4 separate regions of the Mus musculus genome follow, and all the other regions are linked to region 4. The links are chromatin contacts, found by Hi-C or POLR2A ChIA-PET in ENCODE. All regions are on one chromosome and are shown on one strand. Each heading gives the region's core, a stretch centred on a gene start or an enhancer-like site at or near the end of the contact. The rest is flanking DNA. Distances are from core to core; before and after follow the strand shown. Region 1 holds the start of Hnrnpm (heterogeneous nuclear ribonucleoprotein M). Region 2 holds the start of Angptl4 (angiopoietin-like 4). Region 3 holds the start of Rab11b (RAB11B, member RAS oncogene family). Region 4 holds the start of Marchf2 (membrane associated ring-CH-type finger 2).

Evidence for each region. A loop is a pair of places that touch in the nucleus more often than their neighbours do. ChIA-PET counts read pairs that join two places held with the same protein, here RNA polymerase II (POLR2A).
Region 1: a map of heart shows a loop between it and region 4 (3-fold over the local background). The contact joins the promoter of Hnrnpm here to the promoter of Marchf2 in region 4. A Hi-C loop is called at or near these places in 4 of 37 maps with a recorded cell type or tissue (all heart). POLR2A ChIA-PET finds 5 or more read pairs at or near these places in 4 of 5 experiments (Patski and embryonic stem cell).
Region 2: POLR2A ChIA-PET joins it to region 4 with 10 read pairs in Patski. The contact joins the promoter of Angptl4 here to the promoter of Marchf2 in region 4. POLR2A ChIA-PET finds 5 or more read pairs at or near these places in 3 of 5 experiments (Patski and embryonic stem cell).
Region 3: a loop to region 4 is called in a map of left cerebral cortex, with 4 times the contacts of the local background. The contact joins the promoter of Rab11b here to the promoter of Marchf2 in region 4. A Hi-C loop is called at or near these places in 3 of 37 maps with a recorded cell type or tissue (gastrocnemius, heart and left cerebral cortex). POLR2A ChIA-PET finds 5 or more read pairs at or near these places in 4 of 5 experiments (Patski and embryonic stem cell).

Annotation. Positions count from the first base shown.
Region 1 is chr17:33,684,135-33,687,613 of GRCm38, reverse strand. Hnrnpm (heterogeneous nuclear ribonucleoprotein M) reads left to right here and starts at 2,156. Exons shown (of 16, transcript NM_029804.3): 1 at 2,156-2,347. The coding sequence starts at 2,235. It also overlaps a transcript of Marchf2 not described here.
Region 2 is chr17:33,779,450-33,783,261 of GRCm38, reverse strand. Angptl4 (angiopoietin-like 4) reads left to right here and starts at 1,687. Exons shown (of 7, transcript NM_020581.2): 1 at 1,687-2,199; 2 at 2,369-2,479; 3 at 2,615-2,732. The coding sequence starts at 1,870.
Region 3 is chr17:33,758,663-33,762,215 of GRCm38, reverse strand. Rab11b (RAB11B, member RAS oncogene family) reads left to right here and starts at 1,730. Exons shown (of 5, transcript NM_008997.3): 1 at 1,730-1,993. The coding sequence starts at 1,954. Gm17251 (a long non-coding RNA gene) reads right to left here and starts at 2,358. Exons shown (of 2, transcript XR_003952408.1): 1 at 1,629-2,358; 2 at 349-674.
Region 4 is chr17:33,717,012-33,720,418 of GRCm38, reverse strand. Marchf2 (membrane associated ring-CH-type finger 2) reads left to right here and starts at 1,742. Exons shown (of 5, transcript NM_001252480.1): 1 at 1,742-1,873.

The DNA.
Region 1 (3,479 bases), core at 907-3,406, 33 kb after region 4:
ATTCTCTTTTGTTTAGTTGGCCCTGGAATAATATAAATAGACTATTCTCAAATTTGTGGTACTCCTCTAGTGCCTGCCTCTGGAGCACTGAGATTACAGGTATGTGCCACCATGCCGGGCCAGCTCACTTTTGAGTTCTTGTTGCATGCTGAATTATGTAACAGCCCAGGGCTCTTGGCATTTTCCTGCATTGTATGCGCAGGACAGCCCTAAAAGGTGGTTTCTGGAGAGCATTTTGCTTACTTACTGGGTTTTTTTTTGTTTTTGTTTTTGAGACAGGGTTTCTCTGTGTAGCCCTGGCTGTCCTGGAACTTACTCTGTAAATTAGGCTGGCCTCAAAGTCACAGAGATCCACCTACTCTGACCCCCAAGTGCTGGAATTAAAGGTGTGTACTACTACTGTCTGGCAGGAGTCTTTCATTAACCCTACTTCCAGATGAGCAAATTGAGCCTCAGAAAAGCAGTCTCATCATCCCAGTGGGTCCAGTACAGTCTGGTCTTCCCTGTTGTTTTCTGCACCCATCTCTTGCCTAGTACACAGGCTCATGCATGGTAGTATCTTGCTGCCCTGACTGGAAACTCAAGGGGAAGTCAATTTTTCAGAAAGTAAAGACTCAGAGGCTGGAATCTGGCCCATAGGAAGAGCAGGTTGGGAGACTTCGTGACTGGAACAATATGATTGAGGAACAGAGCTGATGTGATCAGGCCTTGGGTGACTGGTGAACTGATATCCATAAAAAAAAAATTTATGTAAAAACACACAAGCATCTTCACTCTTCTGGCCTACCAAGCTTGGTACCTATTTCTCATCATAACTTTGGAATGTAGGGTCCCAGGAAATGGTGTCAGGGTGGTGCCGTAAGGAGAGATAGAATAGGAGGGAGGGAGGGGAAAGAAGGGGAAAAGAGGAGTCGGAAAAGGGTGGGAGGGAGGTTTCTGTTATACATCTCTTCTAATGCTTTGAATTACATGGAGAGTTTTAGTTTGATATTAACCTGTCAAGAATTCTGCATGCAGGGTTGGCTCTGTCTTAGTGGGTAAAGATGTTTGCTGCCAAGTTTGACAACCTAAATTTGATTACTGGAAAGAGAAAATCAATTCCCACATGCCAGCCATGGCATGCTCAAAGCCTGTATTCAATCATTCCCCCTCCATCCCCCCCCCAATAAAAATAATTCCTGCCAACATAATTTTTATATTTTTTCTCCATTTAAGGAAAGCTGATCTCTCCTTGACATGCCACGGACATTGTCAAAGCAGTTGTGGTTACTTGCACAAGATAGAACCTCATCATGTTGGGGTGGGGGAGCCTTGGGAGGCTTCACCCTTCCCTGAAGATCTATTGGTAGTAGATGCTGGAGGAAAGAGGTGTCATTTTCCTCAGTGTTGTAGCCACCTATTTAGTTGCCCCAATAAATCAACCCCTAATCTATGCTCTTGCAAGCAAACCCAACTCAGTAGGTCATAAAACAAAGACAAGGAGGTACATGGAGGAACTTGTTGGAAAGAAGGTACAGTGGAAATGCGGGAAATAAAAGGGCAATGGTAGGTGAATATGATAAAAGAACAGTATAGGGTCAGGGATTGAAGTTGATAGACTGCTAGCATGTTCAAATCACTGGGTTCAATTCCTAGCACTGATTAGCCTGGTTCCTCTGGCCTATCATTCTAGCACTCAAGAGGTGTAGGCGGCAGCTCAGACATTCAAGGCCAGTATTGGCTAGAAACTGTCTCAACAACAACAGCAAAACCCCAAGCAAGCGCAAAATACATGATATACATATATGAAGTTGCTGAAAAAAGAAAAAGAAAGAAAAGGCCAGGCGTGGTGGTGCTTGCCTTTATTTCCTGCACTTGGTAGGTAGGGAGAGGCTGGAGGGCTACATAGTGAGACCCTGCCTCAAAAAAGAAAGCTAATGAGTAAAACAAAACGGAAAAATATAAAGTAAGCTGGACCGACTAGGTCCGTATGTGCGCTCGTATTGTAAGTTCGAATGAGCGACACATATCTCTCCCCCTGTCCCACAACCCAACTGTATCTGCGGACATCGGGAAGTGAGGCCTGCCACTGGAGGAGGCGTGGCCTGACGTCCAGGGGGCGTGACCCGAGGCGAGCAGGAAGCGGGAGCCGGTCGCCGCACAAGGAGGCGTTACTGGTCGTTCGGGGTCACGTGAGCGCGCAGGCGCAGCTCGACAGAGCCCGCTCCCTCACACAAAGCCCAGACGCGGAGAAAATGGCGGCAGGGGTCGAAGCGGCAGCCGAAGTGGCGGCGACAGAACCCAAAATGGAGGAAGAGAGCGGCGCGCCCTGCGTGCCGAGCGGCAACGGAGCTCCGGGCCCGAAGGGGTGAGTAGTCTAACAGCAATTGATCCTTCTCTAACTCCAGCCAGGTTACTTCGCAGCTCCGTTAGGTCTGTGGGCCGCTTTCTCTTCTCCCACGGCGGCGCGGCGTCTGCGCAGGCCTTTTCCCTGCCGAGAGTTGGGGGCGGCCAAGGCTGTGACGACGACGAAGCCAGGAGAGCCTAATGGATCGCCCCCTGCCGACAGCGCTTGCCTCCGCTGCCTCAGCCTCCTGGCTGTCTGAGCGCGTCGTCGAGGCCTCAGGCCTGTGGCCTGGTATTTTATTCTCAGAGCAGTGATGGCGCGCGGGCTGCGGGAGATCAGGGCCCGCAGCACCTCTCACTGGGGTCTCGAGGGTTGAACCATTAAGACTGTGTAGTTTCAACCCTTCAGCATACAATCCATAGTAGTGGAAGTATTCTGTCTCAGTTTCTCAGATCTGAGAAGTTAGGGGCGGGAGGCTTGCGCGTGCGAGGTGTCACGTGTACGGTCGGCGGCGCGACCCGGAAGGTGTCGACATGACTCTTGTTGCGGGGTTCCGAGACACCGGTGTTACCCTCATTCTGCAAGAAGTGCTTCTTCCATTAGAATGGCCCCGGACCCGGGCTCCTGGGCTGGAGTTCTTTCCCCTCTTTATAGTCCTACTTCCTAAAGTGCAGTTGGTACCAATGGGAGAAATGGTCTTTGCTTGCTCAGTGTTCATCCTTAGCAACAGACCTAAAGTGTTCGGGTAGAGGCACCACTTCGGGGTTTCAGAAATTAAAATAGACAGACGTCATCATCCCTTTTTTGGAATCCTGCTTGGAGATCTGTCTAGGGACCTTGATTCGTTATTATAAGTGTCCTAGCATGGCCTGAGGAGTCCCAGCCTTTTGGGAGGAGTGGGAAGCTGCAGGATCCAGAGTGCAAAGTGTGGCCAGACTATATAGAGTGAGTTCAGTCTAGGTTGCCATTTAGTCATTGGGAAATTGAGCTAGACCCTAACTCTCAAAAAGAGGGATGAAAACATAGCAATAACCTGGCACTCCAAAGTCCCTAGATTCGATTCCTAATATCAGACCACAGGGTGGTCTTTCTGAGCCCTAAAAAGTTTTCTTCAAGGAGGAAACCATAAGATTCTGCTCCTGTGAAACTCTCC
Region 2 (3,812 bases), core at 438-2,937, 63 kb before region 4:
GTACAGGATCTAGGCTGTATGGAATGAGTGAATGAATGGATGGGTGTGGAAGGGAAATCTTTGCTGATGTTCTCTAGATTGTTTGCTTTTTAAATTTTTTTTAAAAAAGATGTATTTATTTTATTTATATGAGTACATTGTAGCTGTCTTCAGACACACCGGAAGAGGGTATCAGATCCTATTACAGATGGTTGTAAGCCACCATGTGGTTGCTGGGAATTAACTCAGGACCTTTGGAAGAGCAGTCAGTACTCTTAACTGCTGAACCATCTCTCCAGCCTGCTTTTTAAATGTTTAAATGACTGTTTTAAATTGTGTGCATGTGTGTGAGTGCCTGAGGAGGTCAAAGTCACCATAGCTCCTGGAGCTGGAATTATAGGTGACTGTGAGCTGTTGGACTTAGATCCCCTGCAAAAGATGTAAATGCTCTTAACTGGTAAGATAGATTTCCAGTTCCTCCTGGCTTTTTTAGTTGTTGTTGTTGTTGTTTTGTGACAAGGTCTTCTTCCTGGATGGCCTGGAACTTCACTATGTAGACCAGGCTGACCTCAAACTCACAGAGCTTCCTCCAATTGCTTCTTGCTCTGCAGTGCTGGGAGTTAAAGTATGCATAACTATGAATTGTTTTTGTTTTGTTTTGAAACAAGGTCTTGCTGTTTCAGCGTTGACTGGTCTGTAACTTACTATGTAGAGCAGGCTAGCTTGTAGCTTGTACTATTCCCCTGTGTCCTGCGTGATGGGTTTACAGGTGCGTGCCACCAGTTTTGTTGTTGCTGTTGTTGTTTGGAGACCTGGCTCAGAGTAGCCCAGGCTCTCTTAAACTCACTTGTGTAGCTCAAGATGAATTCCACACTCTTCTGCTCCATGCCCCAAGAGCTGGGATGACAGGTCTGTCCTCAGACACTGATCCTCCTTTAACGCAGGTAAATTCCTGGACACCAAGACCCCTGGTGGTGGAGGACAGGCAACAGGAGGAAGCCTAGGGTTGCAATCTCTACAATGTAGACAGAAATCCCAGCTATTGACTATTTGGCCAGGAAGAGGTGACTAATTGAACAAGGGTGTTAGTGATCCTCACAAACACATCTGCAATGACGAATGCTTGAGCTGGAAAGAGCGTGGGAGCCAGAAAGGTGGTGGAAGTGAGAGTGGGGGCAGGGGTTCCGCCTGGTCTGTGGATTAAAGATCTCAGGAAGCCTCTAAGAGGCAGAGAGCAAGGTTCTGTAATCCCCCACTTGCCATCTGAACTCAGCCTACCAGGGAGAGAACTTTCTGCCACGTAACTCTGCCCTACTTTGCTTTTGACTTGAGAAGGGGTCAGTCAAGAAGGCATCCACGTAGCGGGAAGGGGAAAAAAAAAAAAGAAGGCATCTACGTCCTGATTTGTACGCCCTTTCCTCCATTGAACCGGGCTGGGATGCGGGCTAGGGCTGGGAATTTCCGGCCTTAGGATGAACCATGCAGTGCACAGACAGTCACGTCGCTTATTAGGTCGCAAGGAAGGCGAAGCAGCCATCCCCAAGAACTCTTCATACACACACACACACACACACACACACACACACACACACACGCCACACACACACACTCGTAACTACAAAGCCTGTGGCATTGCACCCTAAAACTTGGCCACTCGCTCCGCCCCCGGGCCCCGCCTCCAATGCTCTCCCTCCCACTCCCACACCCGCTTTATAAAGTGGGGCTTTAGGTGCAACCGTGAAACGCTTATGAGCTACGGGCTCCAGATCTTCTTCTGCACCAGAGCAAGTCTAAGTCTGAGCCGGCTCCCCCAGAACTCCAGCTGCTGGGTCTTGAACTCCTGCGTTCCGGAGTCCTAGCGTTGCTGCACCCAAGGCCACCCCCAGAATCATGCGCTGCGCTCCGACAGCAGGCGCTGCCCTGGTGCTATGCGCGGCTACTGCGGGGCTTTTGAGCGCGCAAGGGCGCCCTGCACAGCCAGAGCCACCGCGCTTTGCATCCTGGGACGAGATGAACTTGCTGGCTCACGGGCTGCTACAGCTCGGCCATGGGCTGCGCGAACACGTGGAGCGCACCCGTGGGCAGCTGGGCGCGCTGGAGCGCCGCATGGCTGCCTGTGGTAACGCTTGTCAGGGGCCCAAGGGAAAAGATGCACCCTTCAAAGACTCCGAGGATAGAGTCCCTGAAGGCCAGACTCCTGAGACTCTGCAGAGTTTGCAGGTAGGCGCATCTACTAGGACTCTGACTCTACTTAGACTAACGAGTCTAGTACTCCAGGACCTGGGTGGAGAAGGGCCTCAGAGCAGACTGTGAAAGGGTAGAAGGGAGGGTGAATAAGAGGAGGTTGCCGACATAAAGCCAGGTCTTCACTAGCCTTGCATATCTTCAGACTCAGCTCAAGGCTCAAAACAGCAAGATCCAGCAATTGTTCCAGAAGGTGGCCCAGCAGCAGAGATACCTATCAAAGCAGAATCTGAGAATACAGAATCTTCAGAGCCAGGTAATTACCCCAGCAATTGGCCCAAATGGGAAAGAGGAAACAAAGTGGGGGTGAAATGTAGTGATGAAATGTGGCTAAGCAGTTGTTATGGCATGAGTCAAAAGATCTAACCACCCGTTTCCTGCCCGGTCTTAGATAGACCTCTTGGCCCCCACGCACCTAGACAATGGAGTAGACAAGACTTCGAGGGGAAAGAGGCTTCCCAAGATGACCCAGCTCATTGGCTTGACTCCCAACGCCACCCACTTACACAGTGAGTATCTCTGGTCTTTGCTGTCATCTGGCAACTCCCCAACCACCCCACTTGCCATTCCAATCCTTAGCCTTCTTGTCAGGTCCACCTTAATAGGAAAGAAAGAGATTCTGGCCTTGGGTTCCTGTGGGCTCACTAGGCTCTCATCAAGGGTATTTTTATATATTGCACCCTCTTCACTTATGATCCTGCTTGGCCAGACCACCCCACCATTCTTTCCCAGCAAGAATCTTCCCAAAATCTTATTAGCCGTTAACCAGAACAAGTAGAGGAAGGCAGATCATAAGGAGCTAAAGTTTCAGGGGTTCTGGGAGATGGTGGTGTAGCTCAGGGACATCATGCAAAGGAATCCAGGGCTGTGTGTGGATGTGTGTGCGTTCCCGAGGTTTGGAACCCTCCAACATCTCTTGATGTAACTATAAAAGGGAAAACCAGAGTAAGCACACCCCCACCCCGGCTCCTAGACTAGACACATCCTCTTACATCTTACAGATACAGATCCTTTGTCCTGTATGCTTCCATCCAGTCACATACACATATATACATAACAGTTTCGATCACAATTTCTAGGTCTTAGATTGTGGATGTCCATGCCCAATACTTTGTTTCAAATTGAAGTGTGTGTGGAGCTACGCAGTGCGGGATGGGCGGGTGGGGGATGGGGGGCACAGAGTCAGAGGCTCCCAGTTCCAACCCTGAGTTCATGCCTATTCGTTCACCCTTCTTGACATCTGTGGCTCTCCACAGCCAACTAGGTGAAAGTTTGGATATCCCCTTCACACCCTAAGGCTGCTTGCTGGCTTTCAGCCCAATCCTCCTTAGACTTAATTCCTCCCCTGGCTTTTACTTAGGCAAGTACCTAGGCATGGCGAGGGTCATGGATGAGCTTTTCCAGGGTCGGCAGGCATAGGTTCTGGATGGGTGATGTGGTGGAAGAGAAGAGCTGAGGGGGTGGTTTTGTGGCTTTGGAACTCCCAGACTCAGCCTAGCCAAGTAGAGGAAAGTTCAGAGCTGGAGAGACAAACAGCTGGCCCTAATGGGAACCACATGGGTGGTTTGGCAGTGTGCCTGTCCCGATTG
Region 3 (3,553 bases), core at 481-2,980, 42 kb before region 4:
TAATTAATTTAGCTTCCAGCTTGAGAGATTTCTCAGTGGTTAAGATCATTGGCTGCTCTTACAGAAGACCCAGGTTTGATTCCCAGTGCCCACATGGTGGATCACAACTGTCTATTACTCCAGTTAAGGATCCAACATCATCTCTGACCTCTATGGGCACTGCAAACACATAGTGCACAACATGCAAACATAACACACATACACATAAATAAAATTAAGCTGCATTGCTGTTCCTTACTATTCTCCCAATCTCTTAATATCTGTTAAACAAAGACTTCATGGCCCAAATGAGCCACATAATCTCAGGAATACACAAGCAGAGAAAGAAAATGAAATCAGAGAGGTAAATTTTTAAAAAAAGATTTTATTTATTTATTTTATATATGTGACGAGTACACTGTATCTGTCTTCAGACAAACCAGAAGAGGGCATCAGATCCCATTACAGATGGTTGTGAGCCACCATGTGCTTGGAATTGAACTCAGGACCTCTGGAAGAGCAGTCAGTCTCTTAACCACTGAGCCATCTCTCCAGCCCCCGAGAGGTAACTTCCAAGTTACCAGTGTACAAGAGAATCATAAGTTCAAAGTTGGCTAGCACGAGGTGGCGTGTTTAGCGGCGCAGAGCCAGGTGGATCTCTCAGTGTTAAATATCAGGTTCTAGGCAGGGAGACCCTGTGCTCCAAATAAAACAGAACAAGAAAAAAAGAAGTTAGTTCAAAGTAAATATGTATTGTTATCATTCCTTCTAGGCTCCCAGTTACCTGGCAATAGCTAGGTATGACTAACTCACTAGAAAAGGGGCTGTTTGCCCCCCTCCTCTCTTATCCTACACTCTGCCCCTTCTCCCTGGCCGGCCTCTCCTCTTCTCTCTCCACCCCCCTCCTTGCCACTCTCTCTCCCTTTCTCTATCTCTACTCCCTCTTCAATATGAAGCTAGTCAGGGTAACTTGAGGCCTCGTCTCAACAAACAAACAAACAAACAAACAAACAAGCAAACAAACAAAATCAAGCTGGGTGGTGGTGGCCAATGCCTCTAATCCCAGCACTTGGGAGGCAGAGACAGGCAGCTCTCTGTGTTCAAGGCCAGCCTGGTCTATACAGGGCAAGTTCCAGATGGCCAGGGCTACATGGTGCGACCCTGTCACAAAAAAAAAAAAAAAAAAAAAAAAAAAAAACAATAAAGAAAAAAGAAAATCAGACAGGTATAGTCTGATCCATATCACCAATTCCAGTCTAGCTAGGGTTTCATAGTGAAAAACCTGTCTTAAAAAAAGAAAAGAAAAAATATGAGTAATGGTGAAAGCAGAAAACAAGAGAACTTTTTGAGAAGAGGAACAAATAAAAAAGCCTAGGATCCCCATTTGTTTTGGAGGTACTGACATAAGCTTTGTATTTAAACAAAGAACTGGGGAACTGCAACCCAGAGAAGGCACCCCCAATCAACGAACATACGCCCGGAAATGGTCATTTATGGGGCTAGAATAAGAGGTCGGAGGAGACCCACTGATCTATGATGTCATCAGGACGTTAAAGTCCGTAACGTCACCTAGAGGTAGCTCAATTTCCCTTCCCCTACAGGTTCGCTGGAAGGCCCAGTCTGAGTTCAGTCTCTCATTGGTTACGCACTCTGTCAATCCACTTCATTGTTCAAGTGTTCCGTCCCGCCTTCCCCCATCTGCTTTTGATAGGCTGCTGAATCTGTCATTTCAAAAAGGTCCGCATTCCTTCCGCCTTTCTCCGGGAGACCGAGGGCTAGAAGGGTGGATCCCAGGAGGCTCCTACCCCCCGAGCTCGGTTTCTCAGCCTGATTGGCTTGTCCAGGTGCCTGTCACTACCGCTTTCACCGTTGACTGGCCTTTAGACCGCCGCTCTACGCGGCGCCGGTTCCGCCCCCGACGGGTGTTTGTGGTGGGGCTGCGGAGTCGCCGATCCCGCCGGAAGCGCCAGGACAATGGGGACCCGGGACGACGAGTACGATTACCTATTCAAAGGTGCGCCTTGTGGGGTACAGACAGGCGAGGTGGCGGTAGCGACTGGAGGGCCGAAGCCGTGCTACAGGAACAGAGAGCTCAGGGTGGAGGCCCGGACTTCAACGGGGCCTATCCGGGCTGGGAGTCGGAGGAAGCCGGGGCAAGTGGAGTTCGCTAGGCTTCGGGCCCTAGTACGCAGTGGTGAGGAAAGGGAGGCTCGGCGAGGCCTACGGACCCCGGATGCGCCGGGGCGGGGCCGGGGCCTTGGGGGGGTGGGGCCCGAGGTGGTAGGAGAGGCCGTTGGGGCGGGGCGTCCCGAGGGGCGGGGCTTTCCTGGGTTTGGCGGGCGGACTGCGTTGAAAGCAGGATTGTAGCTGGTGTTAAGGCGAAGGAGAAGGTTGTGGGCGTGCCCACAAAGCCTGATTGGTGTGAGCCTTCTAGGACTGACTGACACACCCGGGGCCTACCTTGGAGTGGAGCCTGGATCATGTGCAGGAACCCTATATTATGGTGCTTTGGAATTGGGTAGATTGGGGCCTGTCTGTCGACTAGTTCAAACTCTTGATATTCATGGAGAAGTGATTCAGTTGGTAGCATTCCTAGCAGCAGCATGCTCAAAGCCCTGGATTTTATCACTAACACCGCCTTGGTGATGGTGCAGGCCTGTAGTCGCAACACTTGGGAGGCAGAGGTAGGAAGATCAAAAGTGCAGAGGCCAGGCTGGATTACTGGAACCCTTTCTCAAAGGAAAAAAAGAAAAACCACACATGGACAACGTTAAATGCAGTACCTGTACTATTCTGAAACTTTTTAATAATGGTCCCTTTTACTCCTCCTTATTAGTTTATACAGCCCATATTATCCAGGAAACAGGCCAGTAGTGGTGCACACCTGCAATCCCAGTACTCAGAGTTGGAGGTAGGAGGATGTACTGGCTAGTTTTGTGTCAACTTGACACAGCTGGAGTTACCACAGAGAAAGGAGCTTCAGTTGAGGAAATGCCTCCATAAGATCCAACCGTAAGACATTTTCTCAATTAGTGATCAAGGAGGAAAGGCCCCTTGTAAGTAGGACCATCTCTGGGCTGGCAGCCTTGGGTTTTATCAGAGAGCAGGCTGAGCAAGCCAGGGGAAAGCAAGCCAGTAAAGAACATCCCTCCATGGCCTCTGCACCAGCTCCTGCTTTCTGACCTGCTTGAGTTCCAGTCCTGACTTCCTTGGGTGATGAACAGCAGTATGGAAGTGTAAGCCGAACAAACTCTTTCCTCCCCAGCTTGCTTCTTGGTCATGATGTTTGTGCAGGAATAGAAACCCTGACTTAAGACAGGATTTCTTTGCAGTTCAGAGCCAATCTGGGATGGTGAGGTAGCGTAGGTATTTGTGTACACTGCCAGGCCTGATGACCTGAGTTCAATCTTGGGACCTTCATGGTGGAAGAGAGTCTGCAAATTGTCTTCTGCCCGTCACAGGTACTCCACATCACATATAGAGATAAACTGAAAAAAAATCGTGTAATTTAGCAGAGTGTGGTGTCACACACCTTTAATCCCAGCTTCAGGAAGCAGAGACAGACAGAGCTCCA
Region 4 (3,407 bases), core at 493-2,992:
CTGTGTCAAGTAGGCTGGCCTACCTCACAGAATCTACAATTCATAGAGATTTGCCTGTTTCTGTCTCTGACGGCTGGTCTTCAAGGCCTGTGCCAGCACATCTAACTTTTTAAACTTCTTTTTACTGTTGCTGTTGGAACTGAACAAAAGTGATTCTACATTGTTTCTTATATGTTCATATTCTGTGGGCAAATTAAAAAAAATGTTACTAAAGCCGGGCGTGGTGACTCATGCCAGGCATGCCCACACTTAGAACTTGGAAGCGGGATTTCCAGGTCATCCTTGTCTGTATATCCACTTCAAAGCCACACTGGGCTTTAGGAAACCCTCTATCAAAAACCCAACCCAAACCAAACCAAATCAGCATCACCATAACCACCACCACCACCATGAAGCTTAAGGTGTGGCTCAGTGGTGGAGCACCTACCTAATGTATCAGGCTGCTGGCTCCATCACAGGCATTGTAAGAATAATAATTCATACTAATAACGTGGGGCTGTGGTGGCATATGCCTATAATCTTACGCTTGTGAGGGTGAGGCAGGACCTGGGCTACACAGTAAGACCTGTCTCTAACAAATAAGCAAACACAATGATTAAAAACCGCTAATGTTTGTCTCACAATATTTATATTAGTTAATGTGTCCCCAGGGTCTTGCACATGCCTGGACCATAATAATGCTTCCTACAGAATTTTGATCTTTTTGGTTTTCCTTCATATGGTTGGCCTTGCTTTCTGTGTAGTTGAGGGTGACCTTGAACTTCCTGGGTGCTGGGATTATAGGCATGTATGACCAAGCCCAGGGCTTTGTGTATGCTAGGCAAGTACTGCTAAGTGTTCTCTCACTGAAACCAGTGCTAGATTGGCAGACAGCAAACCCCAGCCATCTTCCTGTTTACACCATCTACAGCACTGAGGTTACAGGAGTTCGAGGCCCTATTCAGCTCTTTTATGTGGATGCTGGGGATTTTAACTCAGATCCTCATGTTTGCCATGCAAGAGCTCTTGCCCGCTGATCTATCTCAACAGCTCTTTCTACCATCTGTTGCTCCATTTTTTGAATGTATGTCTTGCTTGAATAATTGATGAGTAAATGATGATGGCTTTAGTTTCCTCCACAGAACTCTAACCCCTTTGGGCGGATTTCCTTCTGCAAAATGTGATCATAGCCACCCTAGGATTGGTAAGTGTGATAAAAATGTAGCTCAGTTCACACTGTTTGTGCCTAGCACGGAAGAAAAACTTCATTCCATTCTAGCTCCCGATAGAACTGGGAAGGTGGAGGCCAGAGGATCAGAGAGGTTATCCTTGGCTACAGAGTGAGTACGAGGTTAGCCTGATCTACATTAAAACTGTCTTTAAAAAACACAACAAACAAACAAACAAACAAACAAACAAACAAACAAACGGGGGCCGGGGGGAGCGGAGAAGAAGGCGGAAAGAAGTTATTTGGCAAGTGTGAAGTTGTTTACTTAAGCTCGCCTTTGTTCTGCTCCAGGCTCTGGCAGCAAGTCTACAGCCAGAGATTGGGATGGGGGAGGAGCTGGGATGAGGCGGGGTCCATTTTGGGGGTGGAGCCAGAACGCAGCAGGGGCGGAGTCAGAAGCTGCGGCGCCGCGGGGCCTGGACCGCCCAGGACGTCCCGTATTTTGAAGGCCCCACCTTCTTGGGCGGGGCGTGTATGCTGATTGGCAGATGATACTCAGAGGCAGTCTTCATTGGTTCGCCGTGCTGTCTGCTCGGCGGGCGGTGCCCGGACGCAGGTGCTCGCCGGAGCCGGAGCAAGCCGCTGCTGACGGGCCGGGCCGGGCCGGGACCCGGGCCAGGGAGAACCGAGGGGCCTGCGCGGTCGCCCGGCCCGGCCGCGGAACAGGTAGGCACGGAACAGCGAATGGGCCTGACCCGAGTATGTAGGCAGGTTTCCCAGGTTCCGGGTTCGAGCCTCCGGCTGAGTACTCGAGCGGGACAGATAGGGCGCTACCCTTGGCCTTACTTAGCCCTGCTCAGGACGCAGGCACCTCAATTATCATTTCAAGGTTGGTGAGAGGTCTCCGAGCCTCGCCACGCAGGAGAAACCTCTGTGAGCCTCGGTTTCCCCATCTAGGAAAAGTGGGTCATCTCGGAGCCAACATGATTTAGGAAATGGCTGATGAGAAAAGCGCCTGGCATACAGTAGGAGGTCAATAAGTGACTAATGTCACTCTGAAACCCTCTTCATAACGGTTCTGTTTGGGTGATTATTAACATTATAAAGAGTTGGGGCGCTTCACAAAAAGCTACTCAGTGCACTGTACTGAAAATGTTGTTTTTCAAACAGTAGTCAGGGACTGCCAAGATAGCTCAGCTGGTCAAGGTGCTTGTTGTCTGAGTTCAGTCTTGAGGTCTCATATGGTGAAAGAAAAACTGACAACAGAAAGTTGTCATTTGGACTCCATAGACACACCCTTGCATGAATATACACCACATACATATGCAAAAATACAAGCAAAATAAATATAATTGAAAACACTTTTTTTGTTTTGTTTTGTTTTTCGAGACAGGGTTTCTCTGTATAGCCCTGGCTGTCCTGGAACTCACTTTGTAGACCAGGCTAGCCTCGAACTCAGAAATCCGCCTGCCTCTGCCTCCCGAGTGCCAGGATTAAAGGTGTGCGCCACCATGCCTGGGGAAAACACTTTTAAAAAAACTCTGTAGTCAGAATTAATGTGGTTAGTGGGAAACATACTAGGTAGAAGTATTAAAAGTAATTCCTTTCATCTAAATGAGTAAATTGAAGTTCAGGGAAGTTAAAGCTGTTGCCCAAGGCCATACAGCAAATAGGAAGTAGAGCTTCTGGGATTAGAACTTAGTTTCTGGACTGGGGGTCTAGCTCAGTACTTGCCTAGCATGCACTAGGCCCTTGTTTTATCTCAGTACTGCCAAGAAAAACAACACACACACACACACACACACACACACACCCTAAAGTAAGAAAGAGATGGATGAGGCCCAGAAAAGCAAATTAACTTGAATCAAGACATACAGTATCAGTGACAGAGGCAGAATAAAGTGCCTAGGGCATGGAGCATGGTGGTACAGGCCTGTTAGGTCAGGTGCTCTGGAGGCTGAGGCAGGAAGACTTCAAGGTTCCGCTGGGTTATTTAGTGTAACTTTGGTATTGTTTAGTTCTTTTATTTTTGAGGTCTTACTCTGTAGCCTTGGCTGTCCTGGAACTCCTTACGGAGAACAGGCTGACTTAGAGATTGGATTGCCTCTGCCTTCCAGGTGCTGGGACTAAGCTTGTGTGCCACCATACCATTTTTTTTTTAAATGTATGTGTGCCTCTGTGAATTTATGTGTATTATGTAAGAGCCCTCAGAGGTCAGAAGAAAGTGCTGGATTCCCCAGAACTGGAGTCACAGGCAGTT